2 separate regions of the Mus musculus genome follow, and region 2 is linked to region 1. The links are chromatin loops, found by intact Hi-C in ENCODE. Cell type or tissue: left cerebral cortex. All regions are shown on one strand. Links, peaks and the distances in the headings refer to the core of each region. The heading gives the core; the rest is flanking DNA.

Evidence for each region. Hi-C counts contacts between places; a loop is a spot of excess contacts. Peaks named below come from ENCODE experiments on the same cell type or tissue, not always from the same donor. Only the 100,000 strongest peaks of a DNase experiment are listed, where the experiment ranks them.
Region 2: it touches region 1 in a loop (8-fold over the local background); 12 of 42 quality-filtered maps call a loop at or near these places.

Annotation. Positions count from the first base shown.
Region 1 is chr16:87,245,488-87,253,637 of GRCm38, forward strand. Gm41484 (a long non-coding RNA gene) reads right to left here and starts at 1,206. Exons shown (of 3, transcript XR_876207.2): 1 at 87-1,206. In left cerebral cortex, for the core only: CTCF peaks have their summits at 1,226 (motif pointing left), 3,372 (motif pointing left) and 4,622 (motif pointing left); DNase peaks (open chromatin) are centred at 1,126, 3,331, 4,620 and 5,521; H3K4me3 peaks cover 192 bases; H3K27ac peaks cover 133 bases.
Region 2 is chr16:86,297,928-86,306,077 of GRCm38, forward strand. No RefSeq gene overlaps it. Among named protein-coding and RNA genes, the nearest start is that of Gm32357, 66 kb to the left of the region's middle. In left cerebral cortex, for the core only: a CTCF peak has its summit at 4,763 (motif pointing left); a DNase peak (open chromatin) is centred at 4,726.

The DNA.
Region 1 (8,150 bases), core at 970-5,969:
CTTTACCCCTAGCGCGACAACAGATGGATTTGCTTTGCTCCTATGCCGGCTTGTTTGTGCAACAAGCACACACTTTTTTATGTTACCTGGCCAGCATCGGCTCCTCTCCATTGCTGGTTCAGTTCCAAAGTGAGCACAACTCCAAGTCTCAAGCCTTGTTCCTAAGGTTGAACTCAAGCCAGATGAACCACATGAGACAAAATAAGACAAAATGAAGCAGGCCTAAGCCAAAAAGATGACTAGACCTATCTCCAATGGCAACCTCAGGATAGGGTTTCCTGTTTCAGCCCAACTCAACATTTTATCTCTTTAAAAACAAAGAAAAGGGAACAGAGCATCACGAAGTCGTGTCTGAGACGGACAGAAGGCAAAAAGATTAACTTGTTAAAAATACAAAAGAAGAAACTGATCTTTGAAAAGGTTCAATTCTACTATGGCAAAATGGAAAATCAGGCTCCGTTGAAGCAGACTCCAGCAAACTATGAAATGAGCTACCTGTATTTGTAGGTTGGTTCAAGGGATCGTACTCTGTGTGTGTGTGTGTGTGTGTGTGTGTGTGTGTGTGTGTGTGTGTGTGTGTTGCCAATGGGTGCTCTTTCAGGGTACAGGAGCTGGGTAGCTACGACAGAGACCATGAAGTTCATAAAACCTGAAAGATTTAGTGTCTGGACCTGTCCAGGAAGTCTGCCGTCCTTTGGTTTAAAGTTACATTTTGCTGAAAACAGCAATTATCAAGTTCCTCAAAGGTCCTGTCTTGAACTCTTTCCTCCTATCTGGTGTGGAGTGGCGCCATCCACGCCTCGGTCAGGATGAGTCTCTGTCCCGTCACTCCTTGCTGTAAGTTCTGAGAACCATTGTTCCCTCGCCGACATTTGGTAAACATATCTTCAGAAACTTGAAAGGAGGTTAAGAACATCTCGGAGGTTGGATTTCAAATTCTGTGTTACTCTGACACTGGGATTCGGCTCGAGCTGGTAGCCGGAGCTGCGACGTGTGTGCCGAGGGCCTCCTCCTAGGGAGGCTGCAGCCTGGTACTTTGTAGCACAGTCGGAGGAGGGAACTGGAAAACCCAGGCGCGATCGCTTCTCCAAGTTTTCACCGTAAATAATCATTTTTTTTTTAATGTTCCAGTAACTTACCCACTAAGAAAGAAAAAGCAGATGATGACACACTGGGTGTGCTCCTACACGCTCATGTGTGGTGTTATACTGCCCTCTGCAGCTTCTAGCGGTTGAGCCGCCCTCTGGCACCTCGGTGACCTCTAGAGAAGTGTGCCTGTCCCACAGTGGAAGAAAAACTTCCCTAGCACGACAGGAAAAGAAAGGTTTAGACCAAAATGTTCCCTGTGGTCAGAGTCGTATCTCTGGCCCCAAACAGTGGCAGTGAATACTAGGAGGGGTCGATGTGCTGTGTCTTCTAGAAACACAACAGTGCCGCTTTAAAACGCATTTGCATTTTACAGTTCTGTAGAATGAGAATTCAACACAGTAATTGGGCCAGGGTGGGGAGGACACAAAAAGAAATAAGAAATTGGGTAAGACACCTCTGTCTGTTGTTTGTACCCAAATTTAACAGAACATGGATAAGACATAAGACCTCAGGATCCCAGGAAAGAAAAACACAGAAACGGGGAGGAAAAAAGGAAGAGAAGGCTGATTGATGGTAGCTGGAATCTAACGGTGTCTACTGAGAGACTTCATCGAGGTCAGATATTCGCTCCAGTGTGTCAGGAATCCAGACGAGGGATTATGAGATGGGGGTGGGGGGAGGGAAGTTGCACTCGATAAGAAAGAAGACCAAAACAGGCTTAGGACAGAAAGAGGACCAGAGGGGAGGGGCGGACATGGAGGAGGGCAGTAAGGGAGGTGAACAGATGAGTCTCATGACGCAGAGGGTGGACAATCCCTGTAAGAACGAGCATCTTTTTCCTGTATCGTTTCTGTAGCGTGTGAATGGTGCTTTGACAGGGTCACCAAGGACACAGAATGCCCTGTAGTTCTGAAGTGATCGAAGAATGAGTCAATAAGTCAACGCCAGTAGACACTCTCCCAATGCATTCCTTCACGACTGCACCAGACATGCGAGCTGTTACTGGACACTGTTTTGTTTTGTTTTTTTAATTGGATATTTTATTTATTTACATTTCAAATGATAGCCCCCTTCCCGGTTTCCCCTCTAAAAACCCCCTATCTCATCTCCCCCTACCCCTGCTTCTATGAGGGCGCTCCCCTACCCAGCCACCCACCCACTCCCGCCTACCCTCCCTAGAATTCCCCTACGTTGGGGCATCGAGCCTTCCCAGGACCAAGGGCTGCCCCTCAGTTACTGGACACTGTTAACAGCCCATCGCCGAGGGCTTTCTGGGCAGTGAGCTACCTAGAGTCATTTCTCAAGTCCTCCCCACACGCCTAAAAGTGGGGCTCTGCGCTCTGAACATGCATCCCTCAGCCTTTCCTGCCTGCGCCAGTAGAGGATTTTTGTGTGAATTCATTATTTCTTAATACACTGAGCAACAGCCTCTGTATATTATAATCCTTCCCATGTGTGAGGCTTGTGCTGGGTGTTTACAGATATTATTTTACAATAACCTTCAAAACTCATCTACCTCACATGTATTATGTACCCGAAAGCAATCTTAGACAGATTGAACATAAAATGTATACATATTGTTTTTCTTTGTTTTGTTTGTTTTGTTTTGTTGAGATAAGGTCTCTGCAACCCAAGTTGGTCTCAACTTTGTTATATAACTGAGGCTAACTTTGAAGCAGGACCCTGTTTCTACCTCACTGCTGCTTGTAGACTATCTCCTAGACTGCAAGCTGAAGAAACTAAATTATGAACCAAACACTTAAAAAAAATTGTCTTGCAACTTTATAACAGCTGATACACTCTAACAATGAGAATATTTTACTTCCATTCACACTCTGATTAGTTGTTTTCGTTCACTGATAATTTCGTTCACAGTATGAATAATTCAAAGTTTAAATGTTCAAGTTGGCCTCAAGGAACTGGAGTGTTAACTTAATCAGCCACTGCTGGCAAAATGTGTTCTTCATTAATGAGGCGGTTCAAGCACAGACTCATGGCTCCTTTAAGCATGATCCCCACGCGTGGGAGGGGAGTAAGCATGATTTTAGTACTTCTTAAGAGCTTATAAGGTGAAGCCTCATGGTGGTGGTAATGCATGCCTTTAATCCCAGCACTTGGGTGGCAGAGGTGGACTGCTGAGTTCAAGACCATCTTGAAGTACCCAGTAATTTCCAGGATAGCCAGGGATACACAGAGAAATCTTGTCTCAAAGTGGGAAAAAAAGTTTTACAAGATGAATTCAACTGCAAGCATTTTACAGTGCAATGTTGCCATCTGGTGGCCAGTGTGAAGTATCTCTATTTATCTAGAGACTTAACTATATTCTTTTTTTTTTTTAATTTTTTTATTAGGTATTTTCTTCATTTACATCTCAAATGCTATCCCGAAAGTCCCCCTACACCCTCCCCCCGCCCTGCTCCCCTACCCACACACTCCCACTTCTTGGCCCTGGCGTTCCCCTGTACTGGGGCATATAAAGTTTGCTAGACCAATGATGGCCAACTAGGCCACCTTCTGCTACATATGCAGCTAGAGACACAAGCTCTGGGGGTACTGGTTAGTTCATATTGTTGTCCCACCTATTGGGTTGCAGATCCCTTCAGCTCTTGGGTACTTTCTCTAGCTCCTCCATTGAGAGCCCTGTGTTCCATCCAATAGCTGACTACGAGCATCCACTTCTGTATTTGCCAAGCACTGGCAAAGCCTCACAGGAGACAGCTATATCAGGGTCCTTTCAGCAAAATCTTGCTGGCGTATGCAATAGTGTCTGCGTTTGGTCGCTGATTATGGGATGGACCCCAGGTGGGGCAGTCTCTCGTCTTAGCTCCAAACCTTGTCTCTGCAACTCCTTCCATGGATACTTTATTCCATATTCTAGGGAGGAATGAAGTATCCACGCGTTGGTCTTCCTTCTTGATTTACTTGTGTTTTGGAAGTTGTTTCTTGGGTATTCTAGGTTTCTGGACTAATATCCACTTATCAATGAGTGCATATCAAGTGACTTCTTTTGTGATTGGGTTAGATCTTTCCGTTAGTGCTATGCGCTCAACCCCTTAGCAGACACGAAGATTTGTAGGTGTGGACAGGATAGACTCTAGCATTCATGCATCTTTACTTCCGAAAATTTTACCCTTCGAAACATGCACGAGGGCAGGGAGACCCTGACCTGCCCCCTCTCAGAGACCTCCACCCTGAATTTCTGGCGGTGCTTCTGACACACTAAGAGGTCACCCTGTTCTCCCTGCTGCCTGTCCTCTTTGTCACCTCATTGCCAGTTCCACTTCGCTCCAACTGCTGTGGAGTTGCTCTTCTATCTGAGGTCTTAAAGAATAATAACAGCAGAACGTTTTACTATTCCATCAGATATCATTTGTATTTGATCAGGTGCCCACCCTATCACGATCCACATCTTCTCAGCAAGAATAATAAGGAAAGGAATTTTAAGCCCGTCGGTAACTTTCTTATCCTAGCTGCCTTTCAAGAACAGCAGATTGTTTTTTTCCAATGTTGGCGCTCCACTGCCACCTTCAGGAAGCTCGAGGTAAGGGCACTTCAGAAACCATTACCCTGCTAGGGTTACCTGGTAACAGGCAACTGAGGAGAGTGGCACTTAGCTTACTGATTTTCACTAAGTCCATGTTTTCTACGTAACTCAATCAAGATATGGGGATGAAAGCAACTAAGACCACATCTGTATTGTAGATACATGTATAATAATATCTAAAGCTTATAAAAGCTTTAGATGGCATACCTACATAATTCCTCTAAATGGTCATGGGAAGAACATACTCGTCCTACACCCTACACCGAGTGGAGCTGGCATTCACGTGGAGCTTTTGATGGGGGTGGGGTTCAGTGTATCGTGTCGCTGCTGATACATTTACACATTTTAAGAATTGCCTCCATAACTCCTATTTACTTTACAGGGGAAGAAACTGAGGTCTTTGGAGGTCACCTGGTTTATAGCCACACATCTAGCAAGGCCTTGTGACACCTGACTTCACAGTCAGTGATTCTTGGCACTGGGCTAATCCTCTCTTTCGAGTAAGTTAGCCGATAACAAGAAAGTACGATGCGGGGCGGTAAGCATTCTGACACCCTGAGTACGTCCAAGAAAAGCTGCTAGGCTTGGCGAATGGAGGTGGTTCCGAGTATAAAGATGCCGTGTTGAAACCTCGTGACCTGAGTTCAGGCCCTGAACCCCATAAGGCAGGGGAGAGAGCAACTTCTAAGAGCTGTGTTCTGAGCTACACAAACTTGCACAGAAGAAAAATAACTAAGTGGGGGAAAAAAGTATTTCAAAGTGCTGAGCTCTGAGAAATCAGGCATCAGTAAGAAAACTTTATTATTTTTTTTTTCTCATTACAGTATGTGCTGATAGGGAGGAGTTGTTTCGCGCTGAGCGCTCTGAGAGATGAAATTAAACTCTGCCTGATCTAAATAAATGTTTGATCTACTCATGTGATGATCTGTGGAGGGCATTCCAGAGAGAAATGAAGAGCTGGTGCAAAAACCCTGAGAGGAAAGGCATCTGGCTGCCTGAAGCACAGACATGACACTCGTGATAGGAAATAGAGAAATGGAGGAGGGAGCTCCAGGTACAAAACACAGAGGGCCAGCCCAGTAAGCCAGACTATAAGAGGGTGGGGGCGGGGTAAATGTTAGATGAGAAGAAAAGCCTTTAGAAGGTGTGAGGTCGGGGCTGGAGAGATGGCTCAGGCTGGAGAGGGGGAGGAGGGGAAGGTGGGGGAGGAGGAGGGGAAGGAGGAGGAGGAGGAAGGCATGAAAAGGGTCACTCTGCTGCCAGTAATGGAGATGCCATAAATACTTGGAAAAGAGCAGAGAGAGAAGATGGTGATCTTGAGAAACAGCAAAGGCTGAAGGATGGCCCAAGGCACGATGTGTAAAGTTCAGGTGTGCTAATGGAAGAAGAGGAGCTAGGTGAGTTGGCAGGGTACCCGGCTATGGGAGGCTCCTCTGACCTGGGGAATCCAGAGTTGTGTATGACACCCAGAATGGGGTTCCAGTGTCTTGGTAATGGCTTGGTTAACCCTGCCATTGAACCTCACTAAGGACCCACATTCCAGTGTGCCAAAAATGCAGAAATGGGACTATAAAGGCTCGGTGCCTCTAGCACCTCTATAATTAGCACCACTGGCCCCTGGGTAATTGTGGAAATGTGCATTAGAATTAACCATGTTGTAGAGAAAAGTGAAGGTAAAGGTGTAGGTGTTTTTCAAGACATTTTTTTTTAACCAGTCTCTATCCAGTATTGAACTTGCCGGGTTCAATTCTTTGTTTTTCTGATCATTATTAGAAAATGATCATGTGAGTTTTGAGAGTTAGTGCTGTCATGTCTGTCATTTGAAATATTTGTTTCTTGGAGCTGGAGAGAGAGCCCAGCAGTTAAGATCACTGGCTTCTTTTCCAGAGGACTTGGGTTTAATTCCCAGCACCCACATGACAGCCCACACCTGCCTGTAACTCTGGCTCCAGGGGAGCCAACAGACACACATGTAGGTTAAATGCTAATGTACATAAAATAAATAAAAATATTTGTGTCTTTTTGTTTTATGTGTTTTTTGTTTTCCCTGTGTGTTTGTGTGTACACCATGTGAGTGCCTGCTGTCTGTGGAGGGCAGAACAGGATGTCAGAACCCTCAGATCTGGACTCAGAAATGTGTGTGAGACACCTTGTGGATGCTGGAGACCAGACGTGTATCCTCTGCAAGAGCAGCTGGCTCTCTTAACCACTGAGCATCTCATCAGCCATCATATTCATTCGTAATGGTATTTGTTGCTGTTTGGTTGTTGTTGTTGTTGTTGTTGTTGTTGTTGTTGTTGTTGGCTGTGGCTGTTGCTATAATCTGTTGTTAGTCTTAAGAAGATCGAAGTAATCATGAAGATTCTGAGTGCAGTCCACATGCACTTCACTGGAAATAGGAAAAAGTCGTTTCATCCTCTGGAAAAGCACCCACAATTACCCACTCCACAGAGCTAACCTGCACTTAAGAGTCTAGCCCCCTTTCCACTGTCAGCAAGAGGCTGTAAGGACTGGAAATGACACTGCCCTGTTCTCGGAACTTCTCCAGAATTTCCATTCTCTAGTCAGTTTCCTCCAAAGACTTGGAGAATGGCTAAATTATTCATACTGCCCCAAACCATCAAGATACATGCTGCCCTAAACAATTGCTATTCAGGCAAATTATTCTATACTTTTTTTACACTTTCCTCTCTTGCTTGTCTCTTATTGTCTGCAGGGGAACAGATTTCCCTACAGATTTCCCTAAATCACCCTTTGTTTTCTCCTTCTCCTCCTCCTCCTCTTCTTCAATGTTCCTCCTCTCCTTCTCTTCCTCCTCCTCCACCTCCTCTTCTTCATCTCTCTATGCACTGTGTTTTTTAGTGTGTCAAATTATAACTATAGTTTTATTGGAAATAGATTTTTTTATATAATATACCCAAATTATTGTTACCTGCACCCTAATCCTCTCAGTTCCTGCCTCCTCCCCTCACACTCCCTTTCTGTCTCTCATTAGAAAACAAGCAAATATTATAAAGCAAAAACTAACATATCATACTAGAACAAACAAAAGGAAAATAGCCCAAAAAAAGGCATGAGAGAGACAGAGACACAGAGACACACAGAGAGAGAGAGAGAGAGAGAGAGAGAGAGAGAGAGAGAGAGAGAGAGAGAGAGAAAGAGATATCAGATATAATTCCTGAGTGTGCAAACATATGGGTCTTTGTATAACAGATACAAAGGCTCACACGTTTTCACACTCAGGAATTCCATAAAAGCACTAAACTGGAAGTCATAATATATACACAAAGGACCTGTAGGGCAATATATATATATATATATATATATATATATATATATATATATATATATATATGATTAAGCTTAAGATAAAAAAAAAGTTTAAAAAAAAACTAACACAACACTGTGGGACAAGGAACCTAGAAAGATGTCCTGAGTTTGTTTCTGGCGCCCATCTACTACTGGGTACACAGACTACCATCAAGAGTAGTTTGTTTCCTTTCAGCAAAATCTTGCT
Region 2 (8,150 bases), core at 2,126-7,125, 950 kb before region 1:
TTGCTAGGCCCCGGCATAGTCTCACAAGAGACAGCTACATCTGGGTCCTTTCAATAAAATCTTGCTAGTGTATGCAATGGTGTCAGCGTTTGGATGCTGATTATGGGGTGGATCCCTGGATATGGCAGTCTCTACATGGTCCATCCTTTCATCTCAGCTCCAAACTTTGTCTCTGTAACTCCTTCCATGGGTGTTTGCTCCATGTGTTCTTAAATATATTGTTTCCTTGGTTGTTTGACTTTTGTTTGCCATTGATTTTTATAACTACACAATAAGGTTGATTATTCTATATTGTTCTAGGGTCTGTAAAATGTTAGTAATATACTAAATCTTGATCCAAGGAGGGTAAAACATGAGTTTCTTCAAAAATAAAGATTAACAGGGAACTGAGAACCTTAGGGAGCCTACCCAAATATTTCTCAGATGACGTGAATTTTATTGTAAAAACTTCCATCAATGGTTACTCACTATTCTTGAGTGATTGCTTGAGTTAGTGGCTTAATTACATGAGGTCTAAATATGTCCAAATTGGTAATTAGATGATGAGCAATAATTTACTGCCTCTTTCTGTAATCACTGGAGAGCCTGATATTTGTAAAGTTATTCACAAGTTACTGAAATCAAATTAAAGCACATCATAAATTTTGTTATTTTCTGTGTGAATTGATTCTTCAGAAACTACTATGTAAATATAAATGACATAAAAACAAAAGGAAACTTGGAAGATATTTATGAAAATCTCTTCAAATATTCTCAGTACTAACAAGAACTTGTAGAAATCATTAGAAATTCCAGCCTGGGGCTTTTTTAATTATTATTAGATATTTTTTTTATTTACATTTCAAATGCTATCCCAAAAGTTCCCTATATTCTTTCCCCTCCCTGCTCCCCTACCCACCCACTCCCACTTCTTGGCCCTGGCATTCCCCTGTACTGGGGCATATAAAATTTGCAAGACCTAGGGGCCTCTTTTCCCAATGATGGCCGACTAGGCCATCTTCTGCTACATGTGCAGCTAGAGACACGAGCTCTGGGGGGTACTGGTTAGTTCATATTGTTGTTCCACCTATAGGGTTGCAGACATCTTCAGATCCTTGGGTACTTTCTCTAGCTCCTCCATTGGGGGCCCTGTGTTCCATCCAATAGATGACCGTGACCATCCACTTCTGTATTTGCCAGGCACTGGCATAGCCTCATATGAGACAGCTATATCAGGGTCCCTTCAGCAAAATCTTGCTGGCATATGCAATAGTATCTGCGTTTGGTGGCTGATTATGGGATGGACCTCTGGGTGGGGCAGTCTCTGGATAGTCCATCATTTAGTCTTAGCTCCAAACTTTGTCTTTGTAATTCCTTCCATGGGTATTTTGTTTCCTATTCTAAGGAGGAATGAAGTATCCACATGGTCTTCCTTTTTCTTGATTTTCTTGTGTTTTGCAAATTGTATCTTGGGTATTCTAAGTTTCTGGGCTAATATCCCCTTATCAGTGAGTGCATATGTATGGCTTCTACCCCATATTTGGTTATTGAGTTCCTGGAAGAAAAACAAATTCACAGACATTTTACTTACAATATACCTTAAGCAGCACAACAGCTTGGCAGCTGCCTATCCTTTATGTTGTTGGAATCTACTTTCCTATTGATAACCCCTAGTAATTTTTTACAATCTCTGGTCACAAAAATTCCATCCCACCTATAGCTCTTCTGCCTAGCTGTTGGTTGTTTGCATCTTTATTTACCAATCAAAATTAACTTGGGTATAGGGTCACAGGGCCTATGTGCAGACTCCAAGTCTTAAGGGCCTGCACTTAACCTTCCAATAAATAATAAAAGACAAAAAAATCTCAAAATGGACTTGGCACTCTGATTTCTCTGTTGGTAATTGGGGAAATGAAAGTTATATGAGCTGTGTGTGACTGACAATGAGAGAAATAGTTACTCTAAAACAAGTATTGCTAGAAATCTAAAACATGACTCCCTCACTAAGCTCTTGGTTTTAGAATTGAGTGTGAAGTGATGATATATTAATGTCTTTAGTTCAAAATATTAGGCTGGGCTTGGTGGTGCACGCCTTTAATCCCAGCACTCGGGAGGCAGACGCAGGCGGATTTCTGAGTTCGAGGCCAGCCTGATCTACAAAGTGAGTTCCAGGACAGCCAGGGCTACACAGAGAAACCCTGTCTCAAAAGAACCAAAAAGAAAAAAAAAACAAACAAACAAAAAAACAAAAAACAAAAACAAAACAAAAAAAAAAAACAACCAAAATATTAGCTAATTAAATGGAAATGATTTCGTGCTCAGCTTGGCATGTCCTTGGCAGATAAGTCAGCACTGGTGGGGTGAATGTTGCTGATCAGTATCTGTCTCACAAGGACAAAAGAAGTGATACAAATACAATGCTTCTAGAAGACCTGACTCAACTCCACGGAGTTCAACAGGACTCTTTTGTGTGCTCGGCACCACCCAGCTACCAGCAAAATATTTATTAAATGTAGAACATGGCTTACTGTATTATTATGGAAAGAAAAGTCTTAGTTTTATATGCTTTTTAAATGAATGATCCTTGAAAGAGGAGTGAGAATCAGAAGCAAATTAAAATTTTCAGTGCTTCCATTTTTAAACTTAATTTTAGACATTGTAATTTGTATTACTAGTAAATTATGTTAAAATTACTACCCTTTTGTAAGATAGTATAATACTAGAGATACAATGTTGCTTCATTTGAACAGTGTTAGTAGCTTTCCTTTTATAGAATTGAGGCACAAAATATCAAGAAAGAAGGATTTTGTTACAATGTAGGAAACTTGAATATTATTTATGCTTTTATTTTCTTCACATATTTTAATCAAAGAAGTATGAAAGAGGGGAAATCCACAAAGGAAATACCACAAAAGATTAATGCCCAATGCAACAATTATACAGTTATATAGTTATTAATAGTAAGCTTGTAAATACATGTGTGAGCGTGCACATACACAATACACACACACACACACACACACACACACACACACACACACACACACCAAATATAATCCATGACAGTTGGTGGAGAAAAGTTGAGGTGCAGTCCAAATAGTCCCTATCTGTGTTGCCTTTCACACTCACTAGTGTAAGTGTGTGAGCAGCAATATTGGGTTGTTAATTGTGAAGTAATTTGGTTTTTTTTTTCTGAGCAATGTAAGATTTACTTTTCTAATAATAACCATAAAAAATTTAAAACATGCTTTTGGAAAATCATTGGCTACCTACACAGTAAGTGCTCTGGACAACTCCGGGATTTCAGGAAGGTATTACTTTCTTAATTGTGTAAAGTATTTAAGAAAAGAAATGTGCTGATGAAGACTGCAAACCTACTTTATAACATGCTTATCAGTGACTTCTACTGTAAGTTGTACTCTAGAGATTTCAGTATGGAATCACACCATTACCCAGGCTGTAATGGCATTATCTGTCCAGGTGGAAAGATAATGTCCAGGGAGTGTGAAAATCAAGAATTTCATTTTATAAGAAAGTGATGTGGACAATTTCATTGCTTAGGACTAGTTGTTTCCCTTGAATTTCTGTGAATAATCACAGCTGATCTGCAGAACTCCTATATCATATTGAAATTCTTCGCTCAAAAAATTGGTTGTGCAAATATGACCTGACATAATATCTCTAATCTTAACAAAATTATTTTTATACAATTGGGATTAGAGTAATTTAGTAAGAGACAGTTAGTTCAAAGCATTTTTAAAATGAGACTATTTAGTCTCATTTGTTAGATCACTGGAGCCTCCATAAGAAATACTATAAATAAGGTTTCTTAAATGTATTTGCTTACAGTAATTCCAAAATAGAGGATATGAGTCCTCTTCAAGTGAGTCCTTTTTCCTGAATTACAGATAACTGCATTCTGTTTGTTCTCACAAGCTCACAGAGAGTAACCAGGTTTTCTTCTTTTAGGAACATCGGCCTTATAAGATCAAAGCTCTAAGCACATGATGTCTTTGAACCCTAATTCATACTTCCTTTAAATAAAGCTTTGGATAAAGAGCTACCATCTACAATTTTTTTTCAGACATGAGACTCTGTCCATTCCATTGCATTACTCATAGACTCATTTTCATACATTATCACATACAAAATGCAGTCAAACTTTGCTCGTTCCAATATTAATAGTAAATACTAGAGTCTTGAGGCAAAAGAATAGTTTTCTTTGGCTTGGTGTCCATCCCTCCCAGCCATCTCCACCCTGTTCCTGAGGTGGGAGTGCTAAGTGTTTAAGCTGTTGTTGCTGGAGGCTCAGTCCTTCCCTTTACTTGAAGACCACGCATACCATAGCTTTATTGGAGACTTATAAAATTCTACAGCCTCGATTAAGTTCTACAGCCTACCTTCCTTCCATCCTTCCCTACAGCCTCCTCCATTCCATTATTTCCAAATGATGATGCTCCTCTGGATAGAATTACATTTCTTCCCTTGAGGTGGCTCATTTAACTGATGAATTATATTCATGTTCTCTCTCTCTCTCTCTCTCTCTCTCTCTCTCTCTCTCTCTCTCTCTCTCTCTCTCACCAGATATCATTCACTCTGTCTACACAAGCTCAGATGTTCACAATAAGATACAAAGGACCAGGGTCTTAGATAACATGAATGCACTGGCCCAAATATGTGCAGTCCAGAAGTCCAAGTTAAATGGCATTCAACTCAACTCCTGTTTTTCTGGTGGTGTTCTCAGTATGTCTTCTCATGGGGATGGAAGCAGAGCCCTCTAGTGTCTTTTATTATAATGACACTAATCCTTTAGGATTAACCTCTGCAATGAGTATTATAGCTTCAATTTATAGAATATAAGGGGGAGTAATTCAGCTCCTCACATCATATTATCTATCTTGGCACAGCACTTTTAAGTTTTTTGTATTCGGTTTGATGTTTAATCCTATCAGAATCTCTAAAACCATCCTAGGCTACTCAAACCCACATTACCTTCAGAAGGTCTTGTACATCTCAGAACTGTTTCCTTGGCACAAAGTGGAGAGTGTAGTTATATGTTAACTATCTGCTACATTCCATTCGGCCAACGCAGTGGACTAATTTTCCCATGTCTGTTTCACATGTGGGTTCCTGTTGAATGGGCCCTCTCTGTCTGCTTCCTAGGATTCTTTAACATTACTATGCCATCTACAAAAGCCAGAGAGGCCATTTCCTGAATACCTATCTACTTTCTATACTTTAAGAACCTCACAATGTAGGTTACCTGGATATGTTTCTGGTTACTGGAGAATAATTCTGTTAAATAACGAGGTTTAGTACTGTTGTATCTGTAGGTATCTGTTGCCTGGTTAATGCAATGCAATATAATGAGTTGCCTCATAGCCTACCCGCATATGATCCCACTATGATGGACGATATCCTTATTTCTTTAAGTTTATTTTGATGAATATTTTGTCACAATAGTAAGGAAAGTAATTAATTCAGGTAATTGGGAACAATAAGTTTGGATGTTAGAGTACAGGAGAGCAAAATGCCAAAAGAAAAATAGAAAGTGATATCTTGATTCCTACTTTCTCTATTCATTCATTCATGCATTCATTCATTTATTCATTCTGTCTAATCCAATATGTAGGTATTTAAGTCTCCTCTCCATCCCGTCCTCTCAGATCCCATATCACCTCTCCTCTCCCCCAGACCCAGTGTTCCTCCATTTCCCTTCAGAGAAGAACAGGCCTCCCTGTGGTATCAAACTTGGTACAATAAGATTCAATAATACTAGGGATATGCCCTCCTTCAAGGCTAGATGAAGTCCTACGGTGTGGCAAAAGAGTCAATGGCACTGCCCACTGCCATTGCTAGGAGTCCAACAAAACTCAAGGTAAATAACTACAGCATGTATGCAGAGGATATGGCGCAGACCCATGCAGGATCCGTGGGTGGCTGCTGCTTCAGTCTCTATGATCTCTGATGAGCACGGCTTAGTTGTTACTGATGGCAGTGTTCTGGTGTCCTGTACTCCTGGGTTTTCAAAGGGTCACAAGGGACTGTGTTTTCCAGTCCACAGATGAGGAGTCATTTTAGCAAGATACTGCACATACTGCATTCTCTCTGTGTCCTAAGAATCTGAGTCAGATTGAGGTCACAAGCATGAAGGAATTTAACAAAGTCTCAAGACCAAGGAATTCAGGCTATGTCGCAGTTGCTGTTCATTCACATCTTCTGCTCTACCATGAAAAAGAGCAGGAAGTGGAACAAAGAAGATGTGAGCATGTATCATTTGGTGGGAAGGAAGGAATCTAATTTGTAGCCAGACTGGAGAGACTGCAGACTGTTCTTGCTGAGGACTTGAGTTGGATGTTCAGCATTCAAGACAGGTGGCCCTCAACTGCCTTTAATTTCAACCTGTCTAGACAAATGGTAGAAATTTATGGCATGCAAGTAATGTTTGGATGCTAGGATACTATGTTTAATTTTTATCGTTAAGTTGGGAGGATATAGAATTAATTATTGGAGACTGAGTAAGGAGACAATATGGGAGGAAATGACATCTTTTTTTGTTTGTTTGTTTGTTTTTGTTTTTGTTTTTTGAGATGTGGTTTCTCTGTGCAGCCCTCGCTGTCCTGGAGCTCACTTTGTAGACTAGGCTGGCCTCAAACTCAGAAATCTGCCTGCCTCTGCCTCCCGAGTGCTGGGATTAAAGGCGTGTGCCACCAAGCCTGGCACTGGAAATGACATATTCTTAAACTTTAATTAAAAAAAAAAAACAATAAAAATAAACAAAGTAAACATAATCTGCCCCAGAAGAAAACAAATTCACAAACTAAGACTATTCATTCTTTGAAATCTGTGAAATTACAGTTCTCTTTCTTTCATGGCTCAACTACAATTATCTACTGATTTCCAGGGGTCTAGCTTTGGGCAGTGTTATTTTCTGCATCATGGACATAGAAATCCTCTTAAATCAGTTGTGTAAAAGATATGGGTATAAGGAGGAAATACCCAGGGAGCTGGGCGGATCTGCAACCCTATAGGTGGAACAACAATATGAACTAACCAGTACCACCACCACCCCCCTACCCCCCTCCTTGGAGCTCGTGTCTCTAGTTGCATATGTATCAGAAGATGGCCTGGTCGGCCATCAGTGGAAAGAGAGGCCCATTGGTCGTGCAAACTTTATATGCCTCAGTACAGGGGAACGCCAGGGCCAAGAGGTGGTAGTGGGTGGATGGGGCAGTGGGGGGGGGGGTGTGGGGGACTTTTGGGATAGCATTGGAAATGTAAATGAAATAAATACCCAATAATAAAAAATAAAAAAAATGAGATTATATTAGAAAAAAAGTTTAATGATGCTGTTGTGTACTTCTCTAAACATAGTTAAACTATTCATAAAAGAGAGAAACATTTTTACACTATTATCAACAGAAAACATTTAGAATACTTTTTTAGACATCAAAAAGAATTTTTTTTGAATTTTGTCTTTTTTTCTTTTGTGACTAGAAACAAAGCAACTTTATTTGGAGGGTGCTGGACTTTTAATGTTATATTTATTGATAATCTTTGGAATGAGGTTTCTGTTATATATCAGATCAGCCTAATATTCAAGTATAATTGAAGGAAGATAAAATCATGTATCTGTGCCACAGTGTTTAAAAACAAAGTCATCATAATCAATTAGTATTTGATATTAAACTATACATTACCTAACTTATATGGCACATTCTTCACACATTGCTACTCTGTTCATTTTATTAAATGTTTCATTTGTGCCAGTCAAGTTATAGTTGTTGCAAAGAATACTAAACATCAAAAATCAGCCTTGACTAGATAGAATCTATTTACATAACTATAACTAGATCAATTAAACTGTGGAACTGCCCTCATAGTAGTCCTGTGAAGATACAAATTACATAACTGCAAAGACTGAGACATCTTAAAGAGTTAGAGAATGCCTTCTTAGTAAAGAAACGTTTGATCTAATAGTTAAATGTTAATGGATGTTACCTGTGGATAATGACAAATACAGGATAGTGTTTTTGATGTTCAGAAGTGAAGGAACAGTATGTGTTGATTTAAAGCTAAAACCTCTAGACCTATATGTCATTTCTGATTAAGAATTTAACTCTTTCATTTGCAACTAATCCCTGCTGGGTAAAGGGAAATTAGTTTTTCAA